Regions from separate parts of the Homo sapiens genome. Here region 1 is linked to region 2. Evidence: chromatin loops called from intact Hi-C (ENCODE). Cell type or tissue: A673. All regions are shown on one strand. Links, peaks and the distances in the headings refer to the core of each region. The heading gives the core; the rest is flanking DNA.

Region 1 (16,137 bases), core at 6,294-11,293, 630 kb after region 2:
TGGGATTACAGGCACCCACCACCACGCCCAGCTAATTTTTTGTATTTTTAGTAGAGATAGGGTTTCACCATGTTGGCCAGGCTGGTCTTGAACTCCTGACTTCAGGTGATGCACCCACCTCAGCCTCCCAAAGTGCTGGGATTACAGGTGGGTGTGAGCCACCGCACCCAGCCCAATGTCAATGTTCTAATCTAGGAACTCACAAACTACAGTTGGCAACCCAAATCTGGCCATAGTCTGTTTTTGTAAAAAAAAAATTTATTAAGACACAGCTACACTTTTTCATTTGTGTAGTGTTTGTTGCTACTTTCATACTACAATGGCAGAGTTGAGTAGTTGTGACAGAGACCATGTGGACAAGAAAGCCTAAAATATGTATTACCTGTTCCTTTGCAGAAAAACTTTGCCAACCACTGTTCTAATCCATTCTGGATATGCAAATGTAACTATTAACACACATCACTCATCAAAGTCGTTGTTCCTCTAAGCACACTGGGATGTCACAGAATGTCAAGAGAAAGGAAATAAGGGTCCTCCCTGGACAGTCAAAGGTTAATGGGAAAATGAGGAGTTTTTTTTTTTTTTTTCTGATACAAAATATTCAGTTCTGAGATAAGTTTCATCTGTATTTCAAGTTGCCCATCCAGACACTGGAATATTGATAAAAAAATTACATAGGTTGCAGAGTGATATGAATGTATTTAATGACAATGAACTGTATACTTAAAAATGGTTAAATAGTAAATTTTATGTTCTGTATTTTATCACAATTTACAAAAAATATATAGAAAACTGGAGCTACACAGTCTTTACCTTCTTTGTAATTATCCCAGGGACCTGATACCATAGCAACAGACAGTTCTGGGACCAGTAATGAAGTGACTATAGAAATGAACATATTAATTTGATAATCTGTAGTTACAACTAAAGTGTATATCTAATTCACCAACAAAAAATTTCCCTGTCTTCCAGGATTTTAACAGCTACAAAATGAAACAAATTAGATAAAATAAACAAATACCTTAGTAGACACAAATAATCAAAACTGACAAAAAGTAGAAAACCTGAATAACATATATCTATTAAAGACATTTGATTTTTATATAAAAAACCTTCTCATGAAACAATGCTTGACTAATATGGCTTCTTTGGTGAATTGTATATACATTAAAAAAATACCATAATACCAATAGTATACAAACTCTATTGAAAAATACATGAAGGAATACTTTACAATTCATTTAGTAAAGTCAGTATTATCTTAATACCCAAAGGCACAATTAAAAAGAAACTATAGTTTCCTATCTCTCATAAATATAGATATATACAAAAAAATTCTTAAGAAAATGCTAACAACTTGAATTTAGTGATATGTTAAAAACATAATACATCATGACTTAGTGGGACTTATACCAGGTATCTAAAACTAGTTTGATATTTGAAAGTTATCAACGTAATTCACCATACTAAAAGAATAAATAGAAAGACCACCTAATTATTTTAACAGATGTAGAAAAGAATCTAACAAAATTCATTGTGAATTCATAACAAAAACTCTAGAAAAGTAGGAGTAGAAAAGAATGTCACCTGGTAAATATGATCTAAAAAAAACTATAGCTAACAGAATACATAATAGTGAAAGACTGAAAAAAATGAAGAAGGAAACAAGGACATCCACCCTCATTATTCTACTCAGGATAATATTTTAAAAATTACACTAAAAATTACAAAGCATTGTTGAAAAAAAATTAAGGTTGTAAATAAACATATAAATACACCATGTTCATGAACTGACAGACTTATTATTGTTAAGATTTCAATTCTCCCCAAATTGATTCACATATTCAACAAAATCCCAGTCAAAAATCTCAGAAGGTTTGTGTAAACAATGATGAGCTAAAATGTATATAAAAATGAAAATGACCTAAAATAGGTAAAGCAATTTTGGAAAAGAGAACAAAATTGGAGGACTCACACTAGCTAATTTCAAAACTTACCATAATGCTACAGAAGTCAAGACTACCTGAATATAGGTATATGTATAGAAATTGAACTGGACACATATAGTCAAGAAAGGCATCCCAAAATTTCAATTGATAAATGATAATCTTCTAATCAACTGTTGCTCTATAAACTTAGAGAAAAAGTAAACTCTGATTCTTACCTTATACCATACACAAAATCTACCTCAAAATAGATTATAGTGCTATTTCTAAGAGCTCAAAAAATAAAAAGTAAAAAAAAAAAATACATAGAAGAAAGTATCCATCAACTTAGTATAGGGAAATACTTGTTAGACCTCACACAAAAGACAAACAAACAAACAGGAATCATTTAAAAAATATTGAAAATTCCAAGTTCATAAGAGCTAAAAAAGTTTTTTCCTTAGACAAAACCATTAAGAAGTAGGTAAGACAGAAATTGGGCAAAACATTTGCTTTACATCTCTGACAAGGAACCTACAGCTTCTTTGACAATACAAAAGAATAGACAGGAAGTTAGTTCAACTTTACAATGAGAAGATACATAACCCAGAATTAAGAAATAGACAAAACATATTAACAGACATTCCATCAAAAAAAAGATAAGCAAATGACTATTAAGAACATGAAAAAATGCTCAACTTCCTTAATTACAATGGAAATGCAAATTAAATTCATAATGAAAGACCTCTACAAACTTACTTAAATGAATTAATTTTTAAAATTATAAATATCAAGTGTGGCAATGATGTAGTGCAATTGGTAATCTCATACATTGCACCATCTCATACATAGTGGACATGTAATTTAGTACAAATATTTTCAAAAATAGTTTAGCTATGCCTTATAAAGTTAAACATACATGTAAAATATGACTCAGCAATCCCATTTCAAAGTGCTTACCTTAGAGAAATAAAAACATAGATCAACACAAATACTTGAACACTTTATTCATAATAATAAAAAACTGGAAATTACCTAAGTTTATCAGCAGGTGAATGGATAAGACATGGTGGTAAATTCATACACTGCAATACTATTCAGTAATAAAAAAGGAACAAACTGTTAATACACACAAATGCATGAATAAGAGCCAAAATATTATGCCAGGTGGAAGAAGACAGATACAATTGAACACATATGCTCTGATTCCACTTATGTGAAGTTCTAGAATATGCAAAATTAAGCTACAGCGACTGAAAAATAGATTACCGGCTGCCTAAGGCTGAAGATAAGGGTCAGATAGACGAATAAGAGGCATGTGGGAAATAATCAGGTAATAGAAATGTTCTATATCTTTCCTGGAACAGTGGTTACATGGATGGCTAGTGGTTACACAGATGTATATATCTGTCAATCTCATTAAACTATTCACATAGAATAGGTCTGTTTTTATAACTTTAGACAAGTTGCCCATTAGTCACAAGTATGCTTGAGCCACTATGTTTGCAAACAGACATTTTTTTTTTTTTTTTTTTTTTTTTTGAGACGGAGTCTCGCTCTGTCGCCCAGGCTGGAGTGCAGTGGCGCAATCTCGGCTCACTGCAAGCTCCGCCTCCCGGGTTCACGCCATTCTCCTGCCTCAGCCTCCCAAGTAGCTGGGACTACAGGCGCCCGCCACTACGCCCGGCTACTTTTTTGTATTTTTAGTAGAGACGGGGTTTCACCGTTTTAGCCGGGATGGTCTCGATCTCCTGACCTCGTGATCCGCCCGCCTCGGCCTCCCAAAGTGCTGGGATTACAGGCGTGAGCCACCGCGCCCGGCCGACATGTTTTAATTATGGTAAAATATACACAACAGTTACTATTTTAACAATTTTGAAATAAACAGTTCTGTGGCATCAAGTACATTCACATTGCTGTGAGATTATCACAGCGATCCACCTCCAGAACTTCTACATCTTTTCCAACTAACACTCTGTACCTGTTAAATACTGACTCCCCTTTCTCCCCTTTCCCCATCCCCTGGCAACCACCATTCTCCTTTCTTCCTCCAAGAATTTGATTACTTAACGTACCTCATAGAAGTGGAATCATACAACGTTGTCCTTTTATGACTGGCTTATTTCACTTAGGATAATTTCTTCAAGGCTCATCCATATTGTAGCATGTGCCAGTTTTCTTTTTTTAAGGCTCAGTAATATTCATTACACACACACACACACACACACACACACACCCCACATTTTGTTTATCCATTCATCTGTGCATGGACATATGGGTGGCTTCTACTTTTTGTGTATTGTAAATAATGCTGCTGTGTACATGGGTGTACAAACACCTGTTTGAGTATATCATATTTCATTTTCTTATAAATCCGGAAATGAAATTGCCAAATCATATGGTAATTCTATTTTGAATATATTGGGGAATTGCCATACTGTTTTCCGTAGTGGCTATACCACCAGAAATACACAAATGTTCTAATTTCTCCACATCTTTACCAAATTCAAATACATTTATATATGTATAGATATTATATACATGTAAATATATTATGCATACTTATATATCTATGTATAGTTCCTATTCTTATGGGCTTGAGGTAGTATCTACTTGTGATTTTGATTTGCATTTCAGGTGTTTAGCATCTTTTCATTATTGGCTATTTTGTGTATATTTTTTAGAAAAATATACATTCAGATCATTTGCCCGTATTTTAAGTTGGTTTGTCTGAGCTTTTTGTTGTTGAGTTGTTGAGTTGTAGGAGTCCTTTATATATTCTGGATATCAATTCCTTGTCAGATATATGATTGACAAATATTTTCTCCCATTCCGTGGATTGTCTTTGGGTTGCCTTTTCACTCAGTTTGAGTGTCCTTTGATGCACAGAATATTTCAATTTTATCCAACTTACCTATTTTTTTTATTTTGTTGCCTGTGCTTTTGATATCACATCCAAGATGTCATTGCCAAATAAAATGTTATAAAGTTTTTACCTTATGTCTTCTTTTAAGAATTTAATAGTTTTGGGTTTTGTATATGGGCCTTCCTTCCATTGTGAGTTAATTTGTGCATATGGTGTAAGGTAAAAATCCAACTTTTTTATGTGTGAATATCTAGATTTTCTGATGCCATTTGTTGCAGAAAAAGACTACACTTTCTTCATCATATTTTTGGCAGTCTTGTTGAAAATCACTTGACTATATATGCAAGGGTATATTTCTGGATCTGTATTCTATTTCACTGGCTTATGTGTCTGCTTTTATATCAGTACCACGGTGTTCTGATTACCATAGCCTTATAGTAAGTTTGAAAGCAGGAAGTATAAGATATCCAACTTCATTTTTTTTTCCAAGATTGTTTTGGCTATTCAGGGTTCCTTGAAATTCTATATGAATTTTAGGATGGATTTTTCTATTTCTGAAAGAAAAGTCATCAAGATTTCTATAGAGATTATATGAATCTGTAGGTCTTCATGTGGTATTCACAATTTACCAATATTAGTCTTTCAGTCCATGAACATGGAATGTAGTCCTAATTATTTGTGTTTTCTTTAACTGCTTTCAGCAGTGTTTTGTAGTTTTTAATGTACAGGTCTTTTTCCTCTTTGGTTAGGTTTATTCCTAAGTATTTTACCCTTGTTGATGCTATTATAAATTGAATTGTTTACTTAATTTTTTCTAATTATTTTCTTAGTTTCAAATTGTTCATTGTCACAATATAGAAACACAAGATTTTGTGTCTTGAATTTGCATCGTGCAAATTTGCTGAATTTGTTTATTTATTGATTTATTTATTATTTCTAACAGTTTTTCTGTAATATCTTGGGGTTTTTTAAATATAAAATGTGTTATCTGCAAACAAAAATAATTTTATTTCTTCCTTTCCAATGTAAATACTTTTTATTTTTTTTCCTTGCCTAATTGCTCTGGCTAGGACTTCCAGTACTATGTTGAAAAGAAGTGTCAAAAGCAAATCATCCTTATCTTGCTTCTTAGAGGAAAAGCTTTATAGAATGAGTTAGAAAGCATTTCTTCCTCTTCAAATTTTTGCAACAGTTTGAGAAATATTGGTAGTAATTCTTAAATATTTGGTAGAATTCACCAGTAAAGTAATTTAATATTGGACTTTTCTCTCTTGAAAGGTTTTGGTTATTAATTCAGTCTTTTTAGTAGTTTTAGGTCTATGTCTATTTAGCTTTTCTATTTTTTCATGATTCAGTCTCAGTAGGTTGTATGTTTCTAGGAATTTGTCCATTTCATCTAAATTATTCAATTTGGGTGTACAATTATTCATAGTACACTCTTAAGATTATTTTTATATTTCTGTAAAATCATCCCCTCTTTCATTCCTGATTGTAATTCAAATCTTCTTTCCTCTTAGACAATCTAGCTAAAGTTTATCAAATGTGTTGATCTTTTCAAAGAACCAGCTCTTGGTTTTGTTGATGTTCCCTATTGTTTCTCTATTTTCCATTTTTATTTATTCTCTCTAATCTTTGTTATCTTGAAAATATGTTTGTATAATATAAAATTATATCTCAATATAATTCATTTTTAAAGTTAAGAAATTACCACGTTGTCATTCAATAACTGTACCTAGCTCAGGTTTTGTAAAATACTGTGTGTGAGTGCGTGAGCGAATGAATGAAAGAACAAGTGAGTGAGCAACTGGCCTGCCATTAAAAAATAGGACCGTTTCTCCCTCTCTTCTCAATGGCAAGCCGTTTTCAAGTGGCCTTGCCTCATTGGTTAATATAACTGTTATTGTTTTATATTAAGCAACTATTAAATGGCATGTACTACTCTAGATGCTTCACAAACTTAACATTCCCTCATCCAATCCTCTTTAACGCTGATGTTATTATCCTCACTTTGCACATAGGCAGAAAAATGAGATCTGATGTGATATGTAAGCTCAAGTGACTAATGTATGCCAGTATCAAGAATCAAATTCACTCCTGTCTGATTCTAAAGCTATATATTTTTCCATTCTACCTTTTCTGATTTTGGTATTTCAAGGAATAAAATACCTAGTATATGACTTAGTCTCAGGATTTAGAGAGATAGATACAGGTTACTTTTTGTGATGCAGATTTATGACAAGATTCCCAGAAATGTAGTATAACACATAAGTGTGACCTTATGAGCAGAAAAATCACCTTAGTTTCACTAGTCCACCCTGTTTGGGAACTAGGAAACTTTCAGTGTTACTCAACACAGTAAATTAACCACCGATGGCCCACTTCCTCTTTCTTTACCTAGAAAAAATACTTCCTCAAAAAGAGACTTCTACTGTGCGTGATGATGGTTGCCATTCAACATGCAATTCCTTTGTTGGGAGGAGTTAGCTCTAAGCTACTCCATTGGTGACTGAATTTTAACACGCCAGTCCACATATGACTGCCTATATAATCTAAGTCACTCTGGTTTTGCTATCCCAGGATCCACCTTCTACACAGTGCACACTGCATGAATTATAGAAACTAGACTATGGGAAAGTTGACAGTTGCTTCATTTCTCCAGAAAAGCCACATGCCTGCAGCTGTCAAGGGTAGCCCGACCAATGTACCAGGTCACTAGTTCAACACTTGTGGAGAGTTGAGGGCACTGATCCCCATTCTAAAAGATTCTCAACATAGAGAACTAGAAAATATCAGTCTTAAGAGAGTATTATCAATGTTCCCTGAAGGGATTCATTCTATTTTTGTAAACCCCAACTGGTTTCTTAAATATTTAATCCATCATGCAATCAGAATAGTTGTAATCACCTATCATCAAACTGGAAGAAAATATTATTTTTTACACAAAGAGATCATTGTTTCTTAAAAGCAGTAAATGATACATGCCTGATAAGCAAAAATAATACATTTGTTCAGAGGATTAAGCACTTTGAGATGGATTGTTCAGAGAAAGTTTTGTGGGAAGATTCCAATGTAAAATGGGACTGGGGAAAGCACAACATGAAAGGCAGAGTAGTATTTACAAAGACAAAGGAGGAGCCAACCTTTGATGCTGGTCCTCTAATCCTTACACATTCCTCCCTGCTCAGGGCTTAAAGACTTCTAAAAACTGACTCTTGCTTCTCTCTGCAAGTGTGAGACACAAATTTCTACCACCATTTACTAGCCAAGTGATTCAGGCAACTCATGCAACCCCTCTGCACTTCAGGTGATGAATATATGAAAAGATAATCACATCTGCTAGCAGCTGGGGATTGAAGGACTGTGCGTACAAAAGAAAAAAGCACAGTGCCTGGAATACAGAAACCAGTCAACAAAAGCATTTCCTTTCCCTTGACCTGTTCAGAACTTTTTTTTTCTTTTTTCTTTTTTTTTTTTTTTTGAGATGGAGTCTCTCTTTCTCACCCAGGCTGGAGTGTAGTGGCGTGATCTCAGCTCACTGCAACCTCCGCCTCTGGTGTTCAAGTGATTCTCCTGCCTCAGCGTCCTGAGTAGCTGGGATTACAGGCACCCGCCACCAAGCCAGGCTAATTTTGTATTTTTAGTAGAGATAGGGTTTCACCGTTTTGGCCAGGCTGGTCTCGAACTCCTGACTGCAGGTGATCTGCCTGCCTCAGCCTCCCAAAGTGCTGGGATTACAGGCGTGAGCCACCGTGCCCGGCCGAACTTTTCTTTGCCTAATACCAATGCATTGTAAACGTATGGGAAAAAAGATTAATTGGGTTGCAAGGAGACTTGAGTGCTAGTCTTGCCTTTACCACATAATGAGCTGGGTGGTCTGGGGTGGATAATTTTGGTTTGCCATTGTTGCTTTCTCTTTGAAATGAAGAGGATAGCCAGGAACTCCAAGATTCCTTCCAGCTTATTCATTCATGTCTTTGCATTGCTGAGCATCACCCCAGGGATGTTTTATCATCTCAGGCAGTGAGGAATTGGGATCCCTTGTGTTCCCCTAGCACCCTTTCTATTAACCCGAGAGTGTGCTGGAGGATACTGCTTTTCTGGAGAGCACACACTTCATATTGGGCGACTGTGACACAGGCATCTGAGTGGTCTCTGGCAGGACTTTGCAATATCCGCCCTGGGAAATGGCAAGGGCACCCGAGGACCTGTGAGCTGGCAGGGCCGTGTCACCCCAAAAGACAAGGACTCTGAGAGGAGGTACTTCACCAACACTCTACAGCTGTGTGAAGAAAAAAAGAAAATGGTTGATGAATTTCCACTTTCCACAGAGTAAAGAAATATTTTTATGTTATTTGTTTCCAGCCTGAGCGGGGGGCTTTTCATGCATGACCAAGGAACTCTCCTCCCACAGGTGGGGATACACTGCCACCTGCTGGTCCTCTGCTTCTTTACACAAAGGAACACCTTCCCAAACCAAAGCAATGGTGACTTTCTCGGACAGCATACTTAGATATATCAGAAAATATTGATAGTTACTAACCTATTAATTGTGAATGTCTGATTAAATGTTGAGGGTCTTGTAGAGTTAAATTTCAAGATAATTCCTCTGTGTATACTCAAGCTCACGCAACTAAAAGAGATCTTGACTAAAATTGGCAGCCAAGATTCTTAAGGCTTCCTTCAGCAATTCAATAATTCACTTACGTGTACAAGGAATCTTTCAACATGTGGAAGTATTTTCAATACATTATATCATGTGGGGTTGTTAAAAAAGCTTTATACTTGGAACTTACTACTTAGTATTTGTATATATGCCACATGAAAATAATAAAACTGCATTCTTGTTCAACACTTTTGGCATTGGTATTCTCAGTGATTCAGATTTTCCCTCATTAATCCGCATCATTAGTCTGTGTGATTAATCTTTTACTATTGGAATGGTGCAGAGGTTAAAAGTTAATATGGATATAAATGGAACAAGCTCAGTAATTTTATCAACAAAGTGATTTGAGGCTAAGAGTTCAGGAACATTTTATTTGAAGTGGCTTTTGTGTTTCACTCTCACAGATGGTGTTCTTTGATTCTGGAACCTCAAATTGTTTTAACACATCCCACCATCCCAATGTTCAGTGTATGTGATTGATATGTGTGTCTACCCTGGCAAATAATACTTAAGAGTGAAATGCCAATCTTCCCTTTTCAACCTGAAGTTTGGTCCACAATAAAAATGGCATATAGATTATTATGTAAGCAAATCATTTAGTTCCACATTGTCTTAAACGTTTCCATTTTGAAGCTAGATTTTGGCTTTGGCTTTGCATAAAAAAGGGTCCACTGAAATGTTATGTTTGGCTCTAGGGGGTGCGGATTATTCCATCCCTACAGCAAGAAGAAAAAAAATCATGACATTTCTAGCCAACAAGGCTTTTAAAAATATTGATATCCAGTCTCCGATCACCCTACTTCATAAGCCTAATGGGAGATGAAACGGAACTTACCCGTCTTCAACTTCCCCTCCCCTTTGTGTGCTCTTCCCCTCTCTTTCAAGTACAGTATTCTCCAAAGTTATTGAACCTTAAAGTCAGACTGATAGATGCTTCTGACATGGTGAGAGGGGACCAGCTCTTTCAACCATGTCACATGACAGGAAATCCCACTTCCTCCAGAGAGAAACCTCCATGTGTCCCAACAAGACAAGAACACTCTCAGTGGATGGTCAGGCTACCCATGGGACTCATTTGGTACATATTGCACGTACTCATATTAATCTTCTGATGTGCACCAGCTCCTTATTTTCAAGACTAGGCTGCATGCTCTGGTTTGGGAGGCAGTGCAGTGGGACGAAAGTACTCCCAGCTTTGGAGACATGAACATGGGGTTCCATGCCCCTTCTGTTACTTATTGTCTTTACGGTCCTGGAGAAATAACTTAGCCCCTTTAAGCCTCCATTTCCTCATTCATAAAATTAGGATCACATTACCCACCTCACACAGTTATTGAATGCACAGCAATAACTTTGGTTATATGCCAAGCACTGTCTAAACACCTTATATGAATTAGCTTACCTGATGACCACAACAACCTCTTTAGGATCATCTTCCCCATTTCACGGATAAGGAACCGAGACAAAGGACAGATTAAGTCATTTCCCCCAAGGTCTCAATGCTCAGATATGATAAAGCCTCATATCAAAGCAGGTCTGGCTCCAGAGTTAGAGCTCATCTTGTGACATGGACTCTCAGCCCAGATAACGCCTGGCAATTAGTATATGAGAAATAAATCACAAGCATTTTGTTAGCCAAGCACACAGACCAAGTTTGTGACTTTGCCATCACTCTTGGACATTGTGTTCTATACACAGAGGGCTTTAGGCATTATGTGTTGCTTGCTCATTTTAATACATTTTCCAATAACACGTGTATGCATATGCCTTTAACCCAAGAGTTTCCTTGGGTTGCTGTCACAAAGTACCACTAATGCTGAATGGTTTAAAACAATTGAAATGTATTGTCTCACAGTTTGGGAGGCTGGGAAGTCTGAAATCGAGGTGTTGTCAGGGTCATGTTCACTCTGAAGCTTGGTGGTTTGTGGGCAATCTTTGGCATTCCTTGGTTTGTAAATGCTTCACTCCAATCCTCTGTCATCTGTGTCTGTCTTCACATGGATGTATTCTTATAAGGACACTAGTCATATTGGGTCAGGGGTCCACCCTACTTCATTATGAGCTCATCTTAACTAATTACATCTGCAATGACCTTATCTCCAAAAAGGTCATGTTCTGAGGTATTAGGAGTTGTGACTTTAACATATCTTTGTGGGGAGACACAGTTGAACCCATAAAAAGAGCCATCTCCCCTAGCCATATCTGGATGATCTTAAGCAACTGAAACCAGAAGATAATGAATCAGATAAACCTGAGTTTAAGCTAAATGTGTGTTTTAGGGAAAGATAATGCAGTGACTAAGGTTCAGTTTACTTATCTGTTAAATGAGGATATTTACAGCACCTGCCACAGAGAGTTGATATGATCTTTAAATAAAAAAAAAAAAAAGATACATGAAACACTGAGCACCATGCTTGGCACATGGTAACCCCACAGTCCTACTAGTTGCAGGGGATACATTATGCCTAGTGTCATTGTTTGGAAGCACCTCTACTGAAATTGCTATATCCCCAGCTTTTCTTCCAGCCTCCTTCTGCTCTCCTTTGAAAGACAGTGAACACCCGCCTACCCATAACAGAGTCAGAATAATCACTCTGATTTAAAAGTTAGAAGTTTCACTAGGTTAGCATTTTCCTTGGAGATTTAGCATCCCAGGCTAAGTCAACTTTGCCTCTCATCATTGTCAAATCTGGCTTCTGAACACCCCACCGTGTGAAACAGGAATTGGCTGCAGCATGAAGGTATTGCTGGAGCAATTGCAAGGCAAAGGAAGTGAAAGAAAAAAAAAAACAAAACAAACCAGTGGCTTCAGCTACGTCTGCTGCAGAAGCCAGCCGATGAAAATTAACCCAGCTCTTTAATCACAATCTTCTATCCCAGAATTTTCAGCTGAGAGAAATGATAATCATTTGGTTCATTGATTCTGGGATTAATCACTGAAGTTAATCTTGGCATGTATTGATTCCATTTCTGCTGGCTGTAACTAAAGTGTTCAAATTACTTATTCCAACTCTGACAAGAATAGGTTCCCAAAACAAAGGAAGTCAAAGATGAGCTATTACACCTGACAGCTCTGCACAGCACCCAGTGACAGCACTGACTACCCATCCTTCGGCAAGATGGGCCCCTAATAGGGAAGAATCAAGCACCTGTTCTTGCTATTATACACTGGTGTTTTATAAAGTTGATCCATCAGTGTCTAGAAGAAATGGAGGTGGTTTTATCTTGAAGAATCTGAACTCAAAATCTGGCTGCACAGACAAGCAAATTATGTAGGCAACACAGTAGAACAGGCCGATTTCACCAACTTGACTTTTATCAGAAAACACCAGTATTTGTTACCTTGCAATCCTCCAGAGTTTCCTGGTGCTGACCATTTGCCAGCATAAGCTTCATTGCAAAGCACAATTTGCAAAATAACATGGTGCATTCACCCCTTCCTTAACCTGTGAACTTCAGGCATGATAGTTACAATGAAATATCTTTTATTGAGTATACTTTTGTATGGCATGCTAAAAGAGACAGAGGGGACTTCTATCTTGGTGTTACAGTTGACTAGGTATTCTAAGTGGCCCTGTCACTATAGTACACCTAAATCTTAGGAAGGATACTGACTGCATTTGTAGCTCGGCTGGTTTTAAGAATGTAGGGAAAGCTTCAAAACCTATAAATAGTAAACAGGAACTAGAGGGATAAAAACAATGGGTGTGTGAGTGAGGGATTTAACAATAATACAGGACAGAACTAAAATACTGGACAAAAAGAGTATGTAAATAAGGAAGGAGAACCATTCTAAGTGCCTTATATTAATACAAATGGGGGATTCAGTTCTTGTTTAACTTACGTTTTCTCAACCTCGCACCAATGAAATTTGGAGCTAGCCCATTCTTTGTTGTGAGGGACTGCCCTGCACACTGTAGGATGTTTAACAGGATCTCTGTCCTCTATCCACTACATGGAAGTTGCAGAAAAATGTTTCCAGACATTACCCAACATACCTTGGGGACAAAATCACCACCCCCACTTAAGACGACTAATTTAATTTGACACTTTTTAAGCTAAACATATATGTTAAAATTTCAAAGATAATCAATCAAAGAAATATCCTATATACATTCCATACAAATTGAGAGAAAATTCTATAAAGCAAGAAACGAAAAAACAAAAAAAAAATCTTAACCCAAACAAGGCAAAATGCATACAAAAATGGAACAACTATATATCAGAAAGATGGCAGAAAGCAAGTTCAAATATATCCAGCATAACATCGAGTTCCACTTCCAAAAAGGTGACATGCAGAGCTCTATGGACTCACTTTCCAGCAAAGCAGTCATAACTGGGGAAATTTACATAATGAGAAGCATTTTAAGTCTCTGAAAATTGTACTATGGGCATACAGCAAATAAAAACCACTTTTAAAAAAATCTACTAAATCAGAGTAAAAATAAAAATAAGATATGTGGCACTTGAGTCATGATCTGCTTCCTCCCTCACCCCCACGCTGATAAGTGGCATACTTGACTCTTCATTCTTTGTACACCACTCATCATCACGCTCAGCACGATGGAATCACAGGGAATTGGAAAGTGTGTCAAATAACACCTTGAGGATGCAATCGGCCAAATCAAGAATCGTAGAAATTTTCAGAACAAACGGCATTATTTCTCCAACATATAAATGGCAAGAAAAAAAGAGGAAGAAAACGCCCTGATTTCCCTTCCTCGCCAATATTGTTGCAAGAAATGTGATTCCATTCTCAACTGCCAGGAAAGAATACTGAACTTTGTCTAAGCCTGTCCACCCAATCCTTTTCCCTCACTCCTACGAGTGGTCCACAGGTGATCATGTGATCCAAGGCTTCCAAACAAATAGAACAAATAAATTTCAAACCTTTTTCTGGGAAATGTAAGTCAATGATACACTCTATTCACTCAGACATTTCAGTACACACATGTAAGAGTTCAAACTGCTGAAAATGTTTTAACCATAATAAAAGTAAATCTGAGAGATAAGCTAATAAGCATAGAAAAATGGACAGGGCAACAGCTTCACAAAAGAAAGAAGCTGAGATCTTGAACAAACTGTTCCAAAACCCTATAAGATAACTCTTTATAGCTCAGTTAGCTACTATTTTCCTTTTATTTCAAAGCCAATTTGACTGGAGCTGTTCTATAACTTGCAGAAATACCACCACAGCATTTTAACATAGGTAAAGCCACAGCATTTAGCCACAGCATTTAACGTAGGTAAAAGTCTCTGGAAACAAAGGCACTGGGCTTAAAATTGTTAGGCAATGCCACCTCTTCAAGGAATAGATCAAAAATGAAGGGTCTCTGTCAGAATCTGTTTCATAGAAAAAAAAGAAAAGAATGAAAAGTCAAGTACACCACTTATCAGACACCAGTGTTCCTGATTAAGTCACCCATTATTTTTAAGGAAGAAGAAAATAACAAGCATTCAAAGGCATGAAAACAACTAAGTAAAGAGTTAAACCAGTTGCCAGGTGCATTTCATTTATTTTTAACCAATGTATGTGTTTGATAACTTTTAGGTCTTTGGTACTCCTTATGACTGTTAAGTTATTGTTTCCACTTTTCTGATAGGTTTTTATTCCTGTTTTCAGATTAATTCAACTGTTCAAGTCAATGAATAGATATTGCTTTCCTACTGTGAGGAAGTCAGCACTGCTCAAAAGTGCTGATGGCTCAAAAACAAACATGACTGGTCTCTTCCCTAAGGAACTCATGGGTTAGAAGAGCACACAGACACCATATCAAAACTATCCTCAAACTGTATTCTAACTTCCACGAAAGAGTTACATACAGAGGAGAAGAGTTGGAGATCCTGACTGATACATCACTCAAGACTCATAGTTTATGCAATTATTTTTCCATAAATTGAGCCATCAGCCTATCCCAACAAAAAGCAGTAGGAAAAAATATGACACAGATTACATACCACTTTCCATTTGGACAAGAGAAGCCTGCCTGCGCTTCTCATGTTAGACATCTTATTTGCCAAAACATTTATTTTAAAAGAGGGGAGAAAAAGAAAAGACAGCAACATAAAAATTTGCCTGCATGTCCAAGTTTCCTCTTATCAATAACCTCTGAAAATTTGGACGAAATTTTTATGCTTGCCTCAAACCCTGCCATATTTTCAGTTTCTAAGTCTTGGTTTTGGTTTCTGGTCTCCTCAGATCAGAAGATATCTCATTCTTATACTTTCATGAGATCTAGTAATAATACTAAATTCCATGCCGTCTTCTGACAAAGAGCCGGACTTGGATATGTATTTCAACTCCTCTATATTTGTCTTTTCAAGACACTTCTCAATGATCACTTAATAATCTGTTTTGCAGAGTGTAGTCCATTTTCACACTGCTGATGAAAATATACCTGAGACTGGGAAGAAAAAGAGGTTTAATTGGACTTACAGTTCCACGTGGCTGGGCAGGCCTCAGAATCATGGCATGAGGCGAAAGACACTTCTTACATGGTGGCAGCAACAGAAAAATGAGGAAAGAGCAAAACCAGAAACCCCTGATAAGCCCATGAGATCTCGTGAGACTTATTCATTATCACGAGAATAACATGGGAAAGACCAGTCCCCATGATTCAATTACCTCCCCCTGTGTCCCTCCCACAACACGTGGGAATTCTGGGAAATACAATTCAAGTTGA
Region 2 (16,137 bases), core at 6,808-11,807:
TAAAACAAGAAGCCCTTATCTCGTTGTATGAGATATCTAAGAATACACAGTAAAATTGAAGATTTTCAAATGAAGAATTCCCTTTATTTCTCTACACATTAGAAAACCATACAGCTATGCATTCAGTTACAAATATGTGAATTTTTGAATATTTAAAAAAATATATGTTTGAAAGCAACATAAATGACAATCAATATGAGCACTGATAAATAAAATGTTATATATGTACAAGCTCTTTACTGGATAAAAGATAAAAATGAATAAATTATATACATACACGTATTTTAAAAAATAATTAAGAGAAAACTGCAATTTGTAGGTTTATGCATGTATACACATACATATGTATGGTGCATGATTCCAGCTATCTAAATAATGGTCTATATGCAAAACAATAATAAGTAATATTTATAAATATTTAGTTAAATATACACAAAAATCGTAAGTATTGAATTTATGGTAGAAGTTACCATTGAGGTGAGAAGGAAGAAAAAATTAGGTAAGAAAACATAGGCTCTCAACTATCTTTGACATGTTTTTTCCTTAGAAGACCTGAAATAAATATCACATAATAACCAGTATTGGTAGAACTAGGAGTGTGAAAGAGTGCTTGTTATATTTTTCTTCAATCTTTTCTAACTAGATAGAAATATTTCACAATGAAAGATTTTTTATTTAAGTAAAAATGATTTATTTCAATTAAAATGTGTAAATAGTTTGTTATTTCTACTGACAATAAAAATAAGACTTTTCTTCCAGAAAATGGTGCTTGTAAACATTTGCACTGACAGATTGCTGTTTTGGCGAAATCCTGTTGGGATATCTACTATGATGCCAAAAAAAGCATAAGCAGATGTATCTGCAGCTGGAGCAAGATACCCACACATGTGGCATAGTCACACTTGGCAATGAAAGAGGACATTAGAGTCTGCATGGGCTCCGTTTTTTGTTCGTTTATGTACTTATTTTTCTATTTACTTAACAAGTGAGAGAAGCCTGAAGTCCCTTCCCAATGTACATCATGTACACAGAAGACAAGCTATGGTATCTAGGAAGCAAAAGTTGTCTCTAAATATTGCTTGAACTCAGTAATTTTACATTTTGAAGTAATATCCTTGGCACCTAGATTTCCATTAGCTAATAATAATGTCTCATATAAAAAATTTAGAAACACTTTCTATTTTAAGCAATTTTACTTCTAGAAATTCAAGGACTGAGAGTGGGAATCTTTACTAAGCTTATTCAAAAAAAAAATCAGTGTAGGAGAAATAATTGGGAAATTTGTTTTTCAGAAAAACATATATTTAGAAACACGAAGAGGTTAACAATAGAAAATTTAAGTATGTATGTATGCATATATTTAATTTCATAATTTCCACTTTTATGTTACATTCGGGGGTACATGTGCAGGTTTATTACCTGGGTATATGGCGTGATGCTGAGGTTTGGAGTATGATTGATCCCATCATCCATGTTTTGAGCATAGTATCTGATAGTTTCTCAACACTTAGGTCTCTACCTCTTTCCACCATCTAGTAGTCCCCAGTGTCTATCATTGCCATCTTTATCTCCATGAGTATCCAATGCTTAGCTCCCACTTACAAGTGCCAACATATGGTATTTGGTTTTCTTTTCCTATGTTAATTTGCTTAGGATAATAGCTTCCAGCTGTACCCAAGTTGTTGCAAAAAACATGATTTTGTTCTTTTTTCAGCCGCATAGTATTGCGCAGTCTATGGGTATCACATTTTCTTCATCCAGTTCACCACTGATGGGCTCCTAGGTTGATTCCATGTCTTTGGTGTTGTGAATATTGCTGCAATGAACATCTGAGTGCATGTCTCTTTTTGGTAGAATAGTTTATTTTCTTTTGGGTATATATGCAGCAATGGAATTGTTGGCTCCTATGGTAGTTCTAAGTTATTTAAGAAATCTCCAAACTGCTTTCCACAGTGGCTGAACCAATTTACATTCCCATCTATAGTATATAACTGTTTTCTTTTTCCCATAGTTTTGCCAGAATCTGTTCTTTTTTGGCTTTAATAATAGCCATTTTGACTGGTATGAGATGACATCTCCTTGTGGTTTTGATTTGCATTTCTTTGATGATTAGTGATACGGAGCACTTTTTCATGTTTTTTGGCTGCTTATATGTCTTCTTTTGAGAAGGGTCTCTTCATGATTTTATCCACTTTATAATGGGGTTATTTTTTATTTAACTTGTTTACTTGTTTAAGTTGCTTATACAATCTGAATACTAAACCTTTATCAGATGCATAGTTCCAAATATTTTCTCCCATTCTGTGGGTTGTCTGTTTATTCTGCTGAGAGTTTCTTTTGCTGTGAGAAGATCTTTAGTTTAATTAGGTCTCACTTTTCAATATTTGTTTTTGTTGCAATTGCTTTTGAGATCATAGTAATAAATTCTTCTAAAGGCCAATGTCCAGAATGCTGTTTCCTAGGTTTTCTTTTAGGATTCTTCTAGCTCGAAGTCTGATATTTAAAGTTTCAATCCACCTAGAGTTAATTTTTGTATATGGTGAAAGGTAGGAGTCTAGTTTCATTCTTCTGGATATGGCTAGACAGGTATCACAGCATCATTTCTTAAATAGGGAGTTCTTCTCCCATTGCTTATTTTTGTTAACTTTGTTGAAGATCACATGCTGTAGGTGTGTGGCTTATTTCTAGGTTCTCTATTATTTTCCATTGGTTTACATGTCTGTTTTTGTACCACTACGGTGCTGTTTTGGTTACTGTGGCCTTATATTATAATTTGAAGTGAGGTAATGTGTTGCATCAGCCTTTATTCTTTTTGCTCAGGATTGCCTTGGCTATTTGGTCTCTCTTTTGGTTCCGTATAAATTTTAACAAGTTTTTTTCTGATTCTGTGAAAAATGACATTGGTAGTTTAATAAGAATAGTATTGAATCTGTGGATTGATTTTTGCAGTATGGCCATTTTAATGATAATGATTCTTCCAATCTATAAGCATGAAATATTTTTCCATTTCTTTGTGTCATCTGTCATTTCTTTTAGAAATGTTTTGTAGTCTTCTTTGGAGAGATCTTCCACCTCCTTGGTTAGATGCATTCCTAGGTATTTTATATTTTTGTCACTATTGTAAATGGGATTGCATTCTTGATTTGGCTTTCAGCCTGAATGTTAAGTGCTGTATAGAAATGCTACTGATTTTTCAAAATGGCATAATGATTACTAACACCCACCTCTTTCCTTTAGTTTCTAGAATCTATTTCCAGACGCATTTTATTTTCTAATGAAGTGTCTTTGCTTTTCTTTCCTCCTCTATTTTCCTTGGCACTTGGTAAGCTCAAATGAAAATGAATGTATATTAATTCCAGAAAATTTCATTAAATAATTTACTTTGTAATTTCCTCTCCTCTCCTCTCCTCGGTTCTTTCATTTTGGAAACCCTATGGTGTAGAAATTGAGCTTTTGTCACTAATCATCCAATGTCCTAACCTTTTTGCTCTTACTATTCATACTTTTTTTGTTAATTATGTTTTACTTTGTGGAAGTTTAGTCAAAATTGAGAAAACAACTAGTGAATTTTTCATTCTTGCTATCAATTTTTAATTTTCTAGAACTCTTCATTGTTTTCTGAGTGTCTTCTTTATAACTTCAATTCATGTTTCATAAGTGAAATTTCTTTGTCTTATCTTTTGAGACTATTATCGTATGTTTAAAATGTTTTCTGGCTGGGCGCGGTGGCTCACGATTGTAATCCCAGCACTTTGGGAGCCAAGGCAGGTGGATCACGAGGTCAGGAGTTTGAGACCAGCCTGGCCAAGATGATGAAACCCTGTCTCTACTAAAAATACAAAAATTAGCCAGGTGCAGTGGTGGGCGCCTATAATCCCAGCTACTCGGGAGACTGAGGCAGAAGAATCACTTGAATCCGGGAGGTGGAGGTTGCAGTGAGCCGAGATTGCACCACTGCACTCTAGCCTGGGCAACAGAGCAAGACTTTGTCTCAAAAAAAAAAAAAAAGGTTTTCTTCTACTCATGTTGTTGTTTCTTTTCCTTTCTGATTTTCTTTTCTTCTTTCTATTTTTGATCTTTGCCTAATATTGAAGATGTTACTAAAAATCTGGGCTCTATGTCCCATTCTTATTTAAAAACAGGGCAATAATTAGTTGATTGTAAGTATGAGAGTATGGAGGGTATGGCTGACTGGTGAGCTTTTGCCATAAACAGTAGTCATTATAACAGATATGCCCAATGGTCAGCAAATGCTGGTGTTTCATTTTAGACTTGTCAGTTTTCTTGGAAGGCAATCATTTCATCTTTTTCCTAGAAGATAAAAGTCCTACACAGTATTTTTGAAGTGCAGAGAGTATTTTCTGTAGGATGCTACCATTTACCTTGCACGTTTTCCATAAATCCCCATTTTCAGTATGGCTGTTCATGAGAAACTCTAGTTTAATATCTCTATACTAGAAGACATACCTGAAGTTTTCTACTGGAGTTTAGGGAGGCAAGGTAGCATAGTTCTGTGGCAGGGGAAGAAGATCTGTCAATTGAAGAGCCTCAGATAGACATTCAAGTTTTTATTATCATTACTCATATCCTTATTAGAAGTATTTATGTTTCTGCCCTTGGATTTTTCTAGGATTGTGGACTTACTGTTGTAGGCTTGAGGTTCAGATTTCTCCAGTCTGCTAAATGAGAAAACTGCAGTCTACTTTGCATTCGAGCTTCCAAAATTTTATTGTAGAATGTTATTTGTATATTATGTTTGTCATTATTTTATTCACTTTTGGTTGTTGCTAAGTTTTTACTGTTCTATTATTTTAGAAGAATTTCTTACATATAAGGCAACAAGAGTTTGGACTCAATACACCATTCTTAAACAAAAATCTTATCACCTCAATGTAATTTTAAAAACAAGTATTAGAAATTAATTACCATGTTTTGAGTACTTGCAATATTGTATAACTATCTAATGTAATATCAGATGTATTATTTAATTTGACCTTTATTATAAGCCCTGCAAATTACCATTATTGTAGTATTTGACAGTTGAAGAAATCATAGATGATAAAGAATTTGACCATAAGTCTGTCTGACTCAGGTCTTTTCTTTCTTATTTTTTCGTTTCTTATTCTTTCTTTCTTTCTTTATTTTGAAATAAAGTCTCGTTCTGTCTGCCAGGTGGGAGTGCAGTAGTACAATCACTGCAGCCTTGACTTCCTAGGCTTAAGCGGTCCTCCTACTTCTGCCTCCTAAGTAGTGAGGCTACAGGCATGTACCACCACACCTGGTTAATTGTTTCTAGTTTTTGTAGCTAGGGGGTCTTACTATGTCACCTAGGCTGGTCTCAAACTCCTGAGCTCAAGTGATTCACACCCCTCAGCTTCCCAAAGTGATGAGATTACAGGTGTGAGCCACCATGGTTGGTGACTCAAGCCTTCTCTAAAATTAAAAGCTGATACTTCCTTAAAAGCTTGTAATCCCTAACCTAACCATTTTTACAAGATATAGTGAGAGGTATCTTATGCTAAAAATATACAAGCAAAGCTAGAGGTTTATATGTCCATGGGAAATCACAGGTAGAATAGATTGAATCTAAATACAAAAGGGGACTGGGGAGTTCTTCCTAAATGTGATCTAAGCATAATATTTCAAAGGCCATGTAGATGATTAGATTACCCTCAACATTAAATATCAGACTAATTTAGCCTTTAAGATACACATTAAATATCATCTTCATAAACTCATTTCTCAAACTGAAATAACTTTCTCACTTTTTGAATATTCATGCTATTTTATATTTTTCTATTGATCAGTTTGAATTTGTACTTTCTTTCAAAACCACTAATACCTTGTACAGCATATACCTAAATGGTTGCCAAATATTTAAACAGCAAACTTTCTATTGTCATAATTGGAGGTCCTTAGTTATACAACAGAACTTGATATAGACTTGTGAATAACTTTATTATTCAGGCCTCAAATCTATGTGCATTCTCAGTATAAGCATCTAACCTCTCATAACATGGTCAAAGATATTAATCTATTTAGATGTTAGGATGTTAGGAACTTGGTAGAAGGTTTTTGTTTTTGTTTTTGTTTTCAGAGCACTCTAGGAAGCAGTAAATGTGCCTGGCATTTCAATGTGCATAAATCTGTGAAACATATAATAATAATATTTGGAACTGAAGATATAGAAATAGATGACAATTATTCATTTAACCTTTGAGTTTTCAGCAACTTGAGAATGACAGACAAATTAATTTATGAGTTCAGATGCAGAAGGTTAAGCATCTGACATAGACTAATGTGAACATTCAAAGATCAATAGAGCATCACTAGCTGAAATAATAAAATCAGAAGATTCAAATCAGATTCAGACCTAAGCTATTCCCATTACTTGTGCTGGAATTGTGGTAATTATATCTGTACATAACTTGTACTTTGTTACAGTTAAAATATATATTTTGAATATGTCTGTATGTATGTTATACATATATTACAATATATAATATTTTATAATCATCTTTATATATAATTATTTGATTGAATTTATAAAGTTCTGAGCAAAGAAATAAGTTAAAGAGAAGTACTTAAGTGAGCTTCAGTTAACATACAATTACATCAACCTCCTGATGTGCAGGTAAAGGTAGATGTTACGACTTACAGAATATTACCTTAGCAAGGTCAGTCCTTTTGTCATTGTTTTTGAAGTTGTACCTACAAGAAAAAGAGTATGCAATGGAATGCATACAAAGCAGAAAAATGTACAAATACACACACTTATTATGCCTGATATATATGTACATTTTAAGAAATATAGCAGAGAATGTTCACTATAAATGTCTCACCTTACACATACTTCTCTCTTTAACAAGAAATGACCACATTATTATTTCATATTAAATCTGATGAGTCCAGGAATTTCATAAATTACCAAGTCCACAAATGAATCTTACAAGTGAATAACCAAGTAAATCTAATTATGTATATACAAGAAATATGTATGAAGAACCATATTCATGTGAGAAACTCACAGTAGAAATAAATAAAAATTATTTTTATTTACAGGAGTATAAAACTAGAGGGAAATCAGACAAAGCAGACAATTTGAAGTAAAATAGAAGTCTATTTTAAGACTAAAGTAATAAATGTTAAGGCTGAAGTAATAAAAAGACATCTTGTTGGAAGTGAACTGGAGTGAGAATAATATTAGATAAATCATAGTCAAGATTTTAGGCTATAGAAAATACCTGGCGTGATTGCTATGCAGCATAATCAATTGTTTTTTTCTTCAGAGATAGGATCTTGCTCTGTCTCCCAGGCTGGAGTGCAGTATTGCAATCATAGCTCACTGTAATTTTGAACACCTAGGCTCAAGTGAACCTCTCACTTCAGCCTCTCAAGTAGCCAGAACTACAGGTGCACCCCACCATATGCGACTAATTTTTTTTTTTTTTTTTTTTTTTGAGACAGGGTCTTGTCATGTTCCTTATACTGGTCTTGAACTCCTGACCTCAAGTGATCCTCTCACCATGGCCTGCCAAAGCAATGGGATTATAGGCATAAACCACTGCACCTAGTTGAAAATACTGTTATTTAAACATAAATTAATGCATTCACTTCTTCAATATGAAGATGGGGTAGAGCAGTGAGTTTATTTCAGTAGTTGTTGGCTTTTTTACTTAAGAGATTTTAAAACATTTGTTTAAAAAAAAATCAGCAAACGTGTTAGTGTGGAAGAGATTTCAGCGGAATTTACAACTGATTTTAATAAAGTAACAAATTTTTATTACCTTCTATGAACCGAGACTTGACTTTGGTGGAAAGGAGCCTCTGAATTTGAGGAAAAGAAGGATAATTTAAGTCACAGTACCAATAACAACAAAATACTTTTTTTAAAAAAAGTATAAGCATGATTGAAGTAGGCCTGAACAAAATGTTGTCAGGTAGGAGCCCCACATCAATGAGGGACAAACTGATGAGACATTAATGTAGGTAAAATACACTATTACTCCAGAATCTTCAAGACACAAAGGCACGGGATTGCACAATGTACATAATGCCACTTTGAATAGCAGATATAATTGGGTATGGGGAGATAAATGTGGGATTCTCAACATAAGTTCTTTAGGACCAAAAAAGTACTCAGAGAGGTAATTCAAATAAAAAGTTTTGACAAAGTGCTGGAGACATACTGTTAAATTAGTTGTGAGTCAGAGTATACAAAAGAAGCACCAAAGTTGACACATTTTAGAATTTTGGCCATGAAAGGAAATAAAGACAATTATGCTTGAGGTAAAAAGTTTCTTGTTGCTTCTTGCTTGCTTTTTTGGTTGGCTGGCTTGATTTGTTTTCAACTGTGGAGGAGACATTTTTAAAGCAGAAAAAAAAAAGACATCAAGTGAAAGGCAAATGATTGAAAAGTCTGGAAAGAGAATGTGTAATTGATAGAGCAAGTTCCCTGAAGAGATAGTTGGAGGTGGGGTCAAGAGACTAGGCAGAAAGTTTAGCCTTAGAAAGAGGAAGGTTATATGAATGAGGGCTTACTTTGGGGTTGAGAGGGAAATGACTACAGTGGTAAATAAGGCGGAATCAGGATGACTGTCATTTCAGTAAGAATTTATTGAACGCATAACTTTGTTCTCAGCACTATTGGCACTGTACAAATTCCAGGGAAGACTTCAGAGAAATCGAAGATGCATTATGCCCTTAAAGTGTTTTCTAGTTATAATCTCAACCTTTTGGAGAGTTGAAATGGTAGAGATGAGAGAAGTTATGGTTATTCGGAAGAGATCATAATTCAGATATTTGATTCAGTAGATGCAAGAAAAGAAAAATTGTTCTGAAAAGTAAAGGTCTTAAGGAAAACTTAGCCTTAAAAATAGTCTAACAGGGAGAGAGAGCTTTACTTTTCATATTATTTACGTCTTATATCTTATAAAGTCAAGGAATATGACAGGGCTTTTCAGATGAATAGCCCTTTTTCCTCTCAAATCAAAATTTTCCATTTTGGAATAGATAACATATAAAGTAAACATAAAATGATGGTAACGTGGGACTTTTCTAATTTCTATAGCATGACAAAAATGAATACTGGACCAAAGGTATCTTGTGTCTTTTGCTTTTTAATAATAGAGTTTACATCATAATTGTGTAAGGTAAAACTACATGTATATACAAATATTTGCATCTTTTCTAAAAGAAATAGATGTAAACATATTTGTCGCATTTTATTACGGACCTTAGCCTCACTACTCTCATTTATATTAAAATTTAAATATAGTAACCTTGTAAGACTCACTTAAAGCCACCAGATGTCACTGTTTTAGATATGATACCTCCATCACTATTCATATGCCCTAGGTATAAAGAAATTACTAAACTTTCTAGTAAAATTATTTTCAAGCAAAATCATGACAAGCATAATTATGTTAGAATCTTATTAAAGGTCACCCCCAAAACTGTACGTGATACTTATACACATATGTCAGGAAAATATCCTCTGGGACATTATGGTTATACGATCATCTCAATTTTAATAGCTTTATAGTCAGGGATTCCATCTCATTCTTTGCCTTTTTTTTTTTTTTTTTTTTTTTTGAGATAGGGTCTCACTTTGTCACCTAGGCTGGAGTGCAGTGGTGCTATCAGAGCTCACTGCAGCCTTGACTTCCCCTGCCTCCAATGCTCCAGTGATCCTCCCACCTCAGCCCTCTAAGTAGCTGGGACTGCAGGTATGCACCACCACGCTGACTAATTTTTTTAATGTTTTGTAGAGATGAGGTCTCACTATATTTCTCAGGCTGGTCTTGAACTCTTGGGCTCAAGCTATCCTCCCAACTTGGCCTCCCAAAATGTGTCTTTTATCTTAGAGACTATTTATAATAATTAGTTCATTGTACGTAATTAACAAACACTTTAAAATACTAGAATATTAGAGTTGGAAACCATTTTAAGGACTGTTCAGAACAATTCACTCTTTTACACATAGTAAACATAAAGGAGAGAGATACATGACTGTTCTAAAGGCAAAGAGATATGAAAATGAAAATATTCAGCTAGTTAATATTCTTGACTATTTTTCTTATATAATATCACTTAATGATAAATTACTTTTTATGAGAACTGTAACGTGTGACCACAAGAAAATAAGATAAAGACAGTTAAAACATTTATAGATGTCATTAATATTTTTCAAAGTTCATAAATATGGCTTAAAGAGATGTATTTCTCATTTTTTATTATGAAAAAACTATATAGAACAAGAAGGAAAAATGTACAAAACTAGAAAAGACAAAGATATTGAGCATGGTTAACATTTTGTTCTATATAATTCTTGTAATTTTTCAGGATTTTATATATATATATACATTACTTAGGTGGTTGTAACATTCATATACATAACATACACTGTTTAAATATCTACTTTTGCTAAATAACAATATGACTACTTGCTCATGTTACCAATCTGGTCAAACCATCAACATCTCAGCCTCCTACCATTGACTAACTTATTCTATCAGGTAGGTAATTGTCTTTGGTCTTGCCATCAGCTGGGGAAATTGGTGTCTATGAGAATTGCCGAGCCAATGCTTTAAATGGAACTATTCAATTCCGGTAAACATTACTTCCATTCTACTCATTCACATGATCATATTTTGAGTCATTAGATAATCCTAAAATGTCTAAATCCAAAATATCAAATTCAGACATCTATTTTCTAAACGCGTCTTTCCACACATCCATCCATCACCCATTTGTTCTGAAGCAGCTAGGTCATCCAAGCAAGGGGGTTGCTCATTCCCTGATCTCTGCCTTTCTCCGAGTCAAACTCTCCTATTTTAATGTCCATGCCTACATTTGGAACATTGGTTTATACAAAGCTTAACAACCCTTGTGTGAATATACAACTTTTTGCCCTATTTCTCTTTTCTTTATATTCACCAGCAAACTTCTAGCCCTGGATCAACTTATTTGTCAGACACTCCATCTATGATTTCTCAAGATTCTGGAGAAAAGCAAGCAACCATGCACACTGGGTAACAACAACTTGATGGCCTACAGTTAGAGTTGAGCTGGGAATGTAGTATTTCAATATTTGTATGGTCTTTGGGTCATTTTCATCTCTTTCTATCCAGAGAAATATTTCAAACCGCCCTTGTGGATTGACACTGTGTCTCTCTCTCAAAAAAAACAGTAGACTGAAAAAAAAAAAAAAATGAGATCACTTCCTGAGACTGCCATGCTAATTCCCTATGTAAGTAGGTCAGAAAAGGGAAGATACTGGGCAGACAGTTAAAAGCTATTTTCTTGATGAGTTCTCAGTCCTACTGCTTGAGAATGATTCATCATGACTCTCAGTTCTTCCCTTCTAGGACCTTGGCTCTAACTTCTTAAATTATCCATGATTTTTCATAAAAAATTATTTTGTATTTGCAGCTAAGTTGTTTTCTCAACTGTCTTCATGCCCATAGAAGTCTGGGGACTCAAAGTTCTCTTTTCATTTTGTAATATCTCTTTCCCTTAAGTCCTACAGTTGGGCAAAATCATCTAACACAAAGGCTATTTTACAATAGTGTTGAATATGTTGTGTAATTTATTGAATACCATACTGAAAATGAAAAACAAAATGGTTTTATGGGGATCAGAGTACAATTCTACGGAATATGTTTCACTTTCATACCATCATAAAGCTGAAAAATCACAAGTTGAACCCTCAAGGAGTCAGAGACCATCTTTAATTTTGAGACAGTTTTGAAAACCTAGACTAAACATGGGAAAAGTGAAAATACACTAACTGGATTCTACTAACAAGAAATTGACCCAGATAGTAATGCATAGAAAAACCAATAAAATATATGAGAGGTTTTAAAAGGCAATGGGAAATTATTAACACATTTTTTAATAAATTATGGGAGGAGTTTCAAGAAAAAATAAAGGTAATGGCAGATTAAACACTCAAAGATCCAATAACTAAGAATATCTGAATTGATAAAAAATGAGTTCATAGATGGAATATTTATTAAAAGTGCCAACAAAGATGTATGAAAATAAACTCATACCTAGATAAAAAGGAGTGAAACTGCGAGTATCAATGTTAGACAGAAAATATTGAAACTACCTGAAAAAAGCAAAATGATATATAAAGACACAATATTAGGCTAATTACAGAATAATCACAGAATAATAACAGAATAAACAATTCCAGATACAAAAAAAATGAGTATTGTCTTCAAAATGTTGAATGAAAGTAACTATCACTTCAAATTATATATTCAGCCAAATGTATTAATCAAGGTGCATATTTTCAGACATAAAAAAGCTAACAAAATGTATTACCTTCAAAACCTTGATGAAGTATTTAGTGTAGAATATATTTATAGAGAATAAAAAATGAAGACAGAAAGATAAAATGAGAAATTAAAAACAACATGTGAAAATAAATTCAATATAACACACTAAATCTATTTATTGACTACAGAAATGTATTTTGTGTTTATAAAGCGGAAATTACAATTTTATATATCACAAACTCTAGGATGGGGAATTCATGGAATAAATAAGCTGTATTAAAGTACATGACTAGGTTTGTGTACAAAGTCAAAGGAAACCAGAGTAAAAATAAAGGAGATGTGTGAATAAAGAATATAAAGGCAAGAAGAGAAAAAAAAGATATGATAAAAATGTATGGCAAAATGAAAATTATGACTTAGTGTGGTGATATTTCTTAAGTGAGCACAGTGTTTCTTTTCTTTTTAAATATTTAATAGACATGTATGCCTCTTTATGTTTTCCCTCTGGCTTTAAAACGACTTCATTGAGACTTGAGTAAGTTAATAAAGACTTTGTAAAAGGTTTGGGAATGGCAGTCTTTCCTGATCATAATGCAACTTAATTAGATGTCAGTCACTCTTTTTAAAAGACTGCTTTTGGCTTTTAAAAGCTGGGGTTGAAAATTGACTCAGCATTATGCTAGTACTGTTTTGTGTATGTGTCAACAACTTCTTCCAACATTCCCTATAGTTCGCTGAGATCTCCTGAATCTATGTCCCATACATTTTCTGTTCAGTCCTTAACTTTAATATCTCCCATCTACTTAATTTGGCTTTACAACAATAATGTTTCACATGTTTGAAATCCTATTCTTCCATATTGTTGTTTCAGACTCCATAGGCAGGATGAGTAATTTAAACGCAACCTAACTAAAGGACATATATTCTACCTCAAATTCTGTAATAAACTCAGTGTGTGTGTGTGTGTGTGTGTGTGTATTTGACTTAGGAGCCCTGATATTTAAATGAATGAATTCTGAATCTATAAATGTCCAGACAGAAATGGGTAGTGATCCACATGATTTAGTAAAGCCTCAAATGATTCTACTGTTTTCAGAACTCCTATTTTATTATCAACTGCAATGTAATGTGTAAAATAAGTGTACAAGTCATTATCTAACTCCAATAGATGACCCCAGATCTTCAAGAAATGCATTATATTATTCTCCAAAGCATGTGACTGAATTGAAGCTGCCTAGATATGAGTTAAAAACAGAAAACAGCAGTAACTTTACAAATTTTGAGAGATAGCAGAGTGGCAAGATAATTGGATTTGGGATTATAAAACATGTCACCCCCACTCTGCCAGTTAGCTGTTGTGGACATTGAATAAAATCCCCTGAACCTTGGTTTCCTAACTTATATAGTGAAATACTGGCAATACCTACTTTGTGTTTCTCAGTTTTGCTGAGAAGGTCAACTGAGAGAACATGAATGAAAATATTTTGTCAACGAGACATTAATAGTAGCATAGTGGGAAAGAGTGAATGCTAAGAGTGAATGCTATGGACTCAGGCTCCTTGTTTTACAAAGCAGCTCAACCACTCTGATCAGGGCAAGAGACACAACCTCTTTAGGAGCTGGGCTTCTTGTGTAAATGTACTTACCTTAAAGAATCAGTGAGGTCATGGACTGAAAAATTGAAAACTTTCATATCAAGTACTAGATGTGTACCCTGGAAAGCACTCTGTGGCCAGGCATGGCAATGTGAGGGCAACTTGCACATAATAGCTGTACTGTGCGTGCTCAACTTGGGCACCAGGCCAAGGACTCCTCTCCATTTACGTTGACAGACATGTGTGTGTGTTGATCTGCTTTTTATATTTCCTTGCATCACAGTGGTTTGGCCTGAGAGTCAGGTTTGTGAATTAATGTAGGGGGAGATAAATAGAGCTTTGTCATGTTTAGTCTAAGACTGCTTAGGAGTTTAGCATATGAAGAAGTCCCAGATGGTTCAACCTGCTTAACGTAGCTTTATCTCAGACTTCGGAGCCAAAAACTCCAGCTAATAATGTATCATTTTGCATTGCTTGGATAATATATCTATCATCCCCCAAAACTGTACAGGAGGTTTCTTATTTTGAAATGGAATTTGTATATTCTAAACTTCTCCTGGCAAAGCTAGAGAAGGGACATATATATAGTCCCTTGAAAAGAACTCATTATCTGGACTCCTGGAAACTCCTGTACTTCTCACATTCATTTCTCTCTCCTGAAACTCTCTTCTCTCCCTAAACTCATTGTTTGGTGTCTGGTGAGATCCTCTCTTAGTTTCCAAGATGTCATCTTATTGCTGTGTCCTCACATGGCAGAAGGGGCCAATGCTGTGTCTCCAAGAAGATCATAGGAGCTAGCTAGTTCCCTGCACCTCTTTCAAGAGGGAACTAATTCGTTCATGAGGGTTGAGGCCTCGTGATTCAATCACCACCTAACGGACCCCTCAATTGCCTTAATACAATTGCCTTGGGGATTAAGTTTTTGACATAAGAATTTTAGACAGATAAATACATTCAAACTATAGCAAACATTACACAGTACTCCTATTTAAGCTTTTGTATTGGGCTTCAGGGACACACCTGCCAGTTGCCTGCCAATAACATTTACATCCTCATTCTTTAATTACAGAATCTACAACTTATTTAGAAATGCAAAAACCTAGCTAAAAGACGGCATTTCTGTGCTTCACCAGCAGCAACGTATGGCATGAAACTACCTTCAGACCAATGAGATCTAAGCAGAAATGTGTGGGATTTGGGGAAAACCCACATGCAAGACACTAAGTTGGGAAGTGTGCTATTGTGTTTCTCCTACATTCTTCTTTCTGCCACTCTAGATCCCAGAACAGTTAGAGCTTCCTCAGTTATCTGTGAGCATCAAATAACTTTTAAGATGGCAGCCAGTGCTAGACTAGTGTAGTGAAACAGAAATGAAGTCGCCTGATTTCCGCAGAGCTGCTAAATAACCCAAGTTTCACTTTACTTTTTTTGTAAGAGACAAAATAAAGCTAATATTATTTGGGGGCTAATGTTAACTAAATTAAAGCATACACAATTCCCTTATTTATTTTGTCTCCACGTCTTGTATTTCCAAAACAACATATCTCTCATTAGAGAAACTCCGTATGGCAACTTAGCTTTTGGTAGGATTCTTCCTAAATGAATTTCTCAATACCCATCATCATTACTCTCATATTTAAATTTTAAAATATTCTCTAAGTTTAGCTTAACATCTCATTTCTGGTCTTAAGTACTTGAAGGAGACAGCAAAGCTGGAAAAGGGAGAAGGGCCTTATACCTTCCTGCCCGCTTTCTGTTTTAGTCAGTAACCCAGAAAAGGTTTTTTCTCATCATGCAAAATTATTGTTTTATTTCCAACATTTCTTTGGTATACTCTCATAACCAGTCTCATTACTTTCCCCAGTATTACACTAAACCCTTGGGCAGATGTGTGTGTTGTGTGTGCATGTTGGGGGTTGGAGTTGGGAAGAGCACAATACAGCAAATTGCAACTTAATAAACACACAGCAGATTCTGATGCACACCCAAGTTTGCACACTCAAGTGTCCAGCCCTGGACAATGATTTCTTCCATTTTTTTTCTTTATATACATCTGCTTAACATTTTCTAGACTTTTCTTTAACTCTACCCAGTGTTATAAAAAGCCTGAGAGGTACGGCTATTTTCAGGAAGTTTCTGGAATCCTGGTCACATTTCATCTTGCTGTTTGCTTTTAGAATTTCTGGATGGATAGGACTCAGAGATTTCCTTTTATTTCACCCTTCATATCATTCTTCAAATTACCCATCTTTCTC

The links. Peaks named below come from ENCODE experiments on the same cell type or tissue, not always from the same donor. Only the 100,000 strongest peaks of a DNase experiment are listed, where the experiment ranks them.
Region 1: it touches region 2 in a loop (7-fold over the local background); 10 of 110 quality-filtered maps call a loop at or near these places.

The regions. Positions count from the first base shown.
Region 1 is chr2:78,970,609-78,986,745 of GRCh38, forward strand. No RefSeq gene overlaps it. Among named protein-coding and RNA genes, the nearest start is that of REG3G, 47 kb to the right of the region's middle. In A673, for the core only: a CTCF peak has its summit at 9,225 (motif pointing left); DNase peaks (open chromatin) are centred at 9,193 and 10,463; H3K27ac peaks cover 1,571 bases.
Region 2 is chr2:78,342,094-78,358,230 of GRCh38, forward strand. No RefSeq gene overlaps it. Among named protein-coding and RNA genes, the nearest start is that of SNAR-H, 400 kb to the left of the region's middle. In A673, for the core only: a CTCF peak has its summit at 9,308 (motif pointing right); a DNase peak (open chromatin) is centred at 9,318.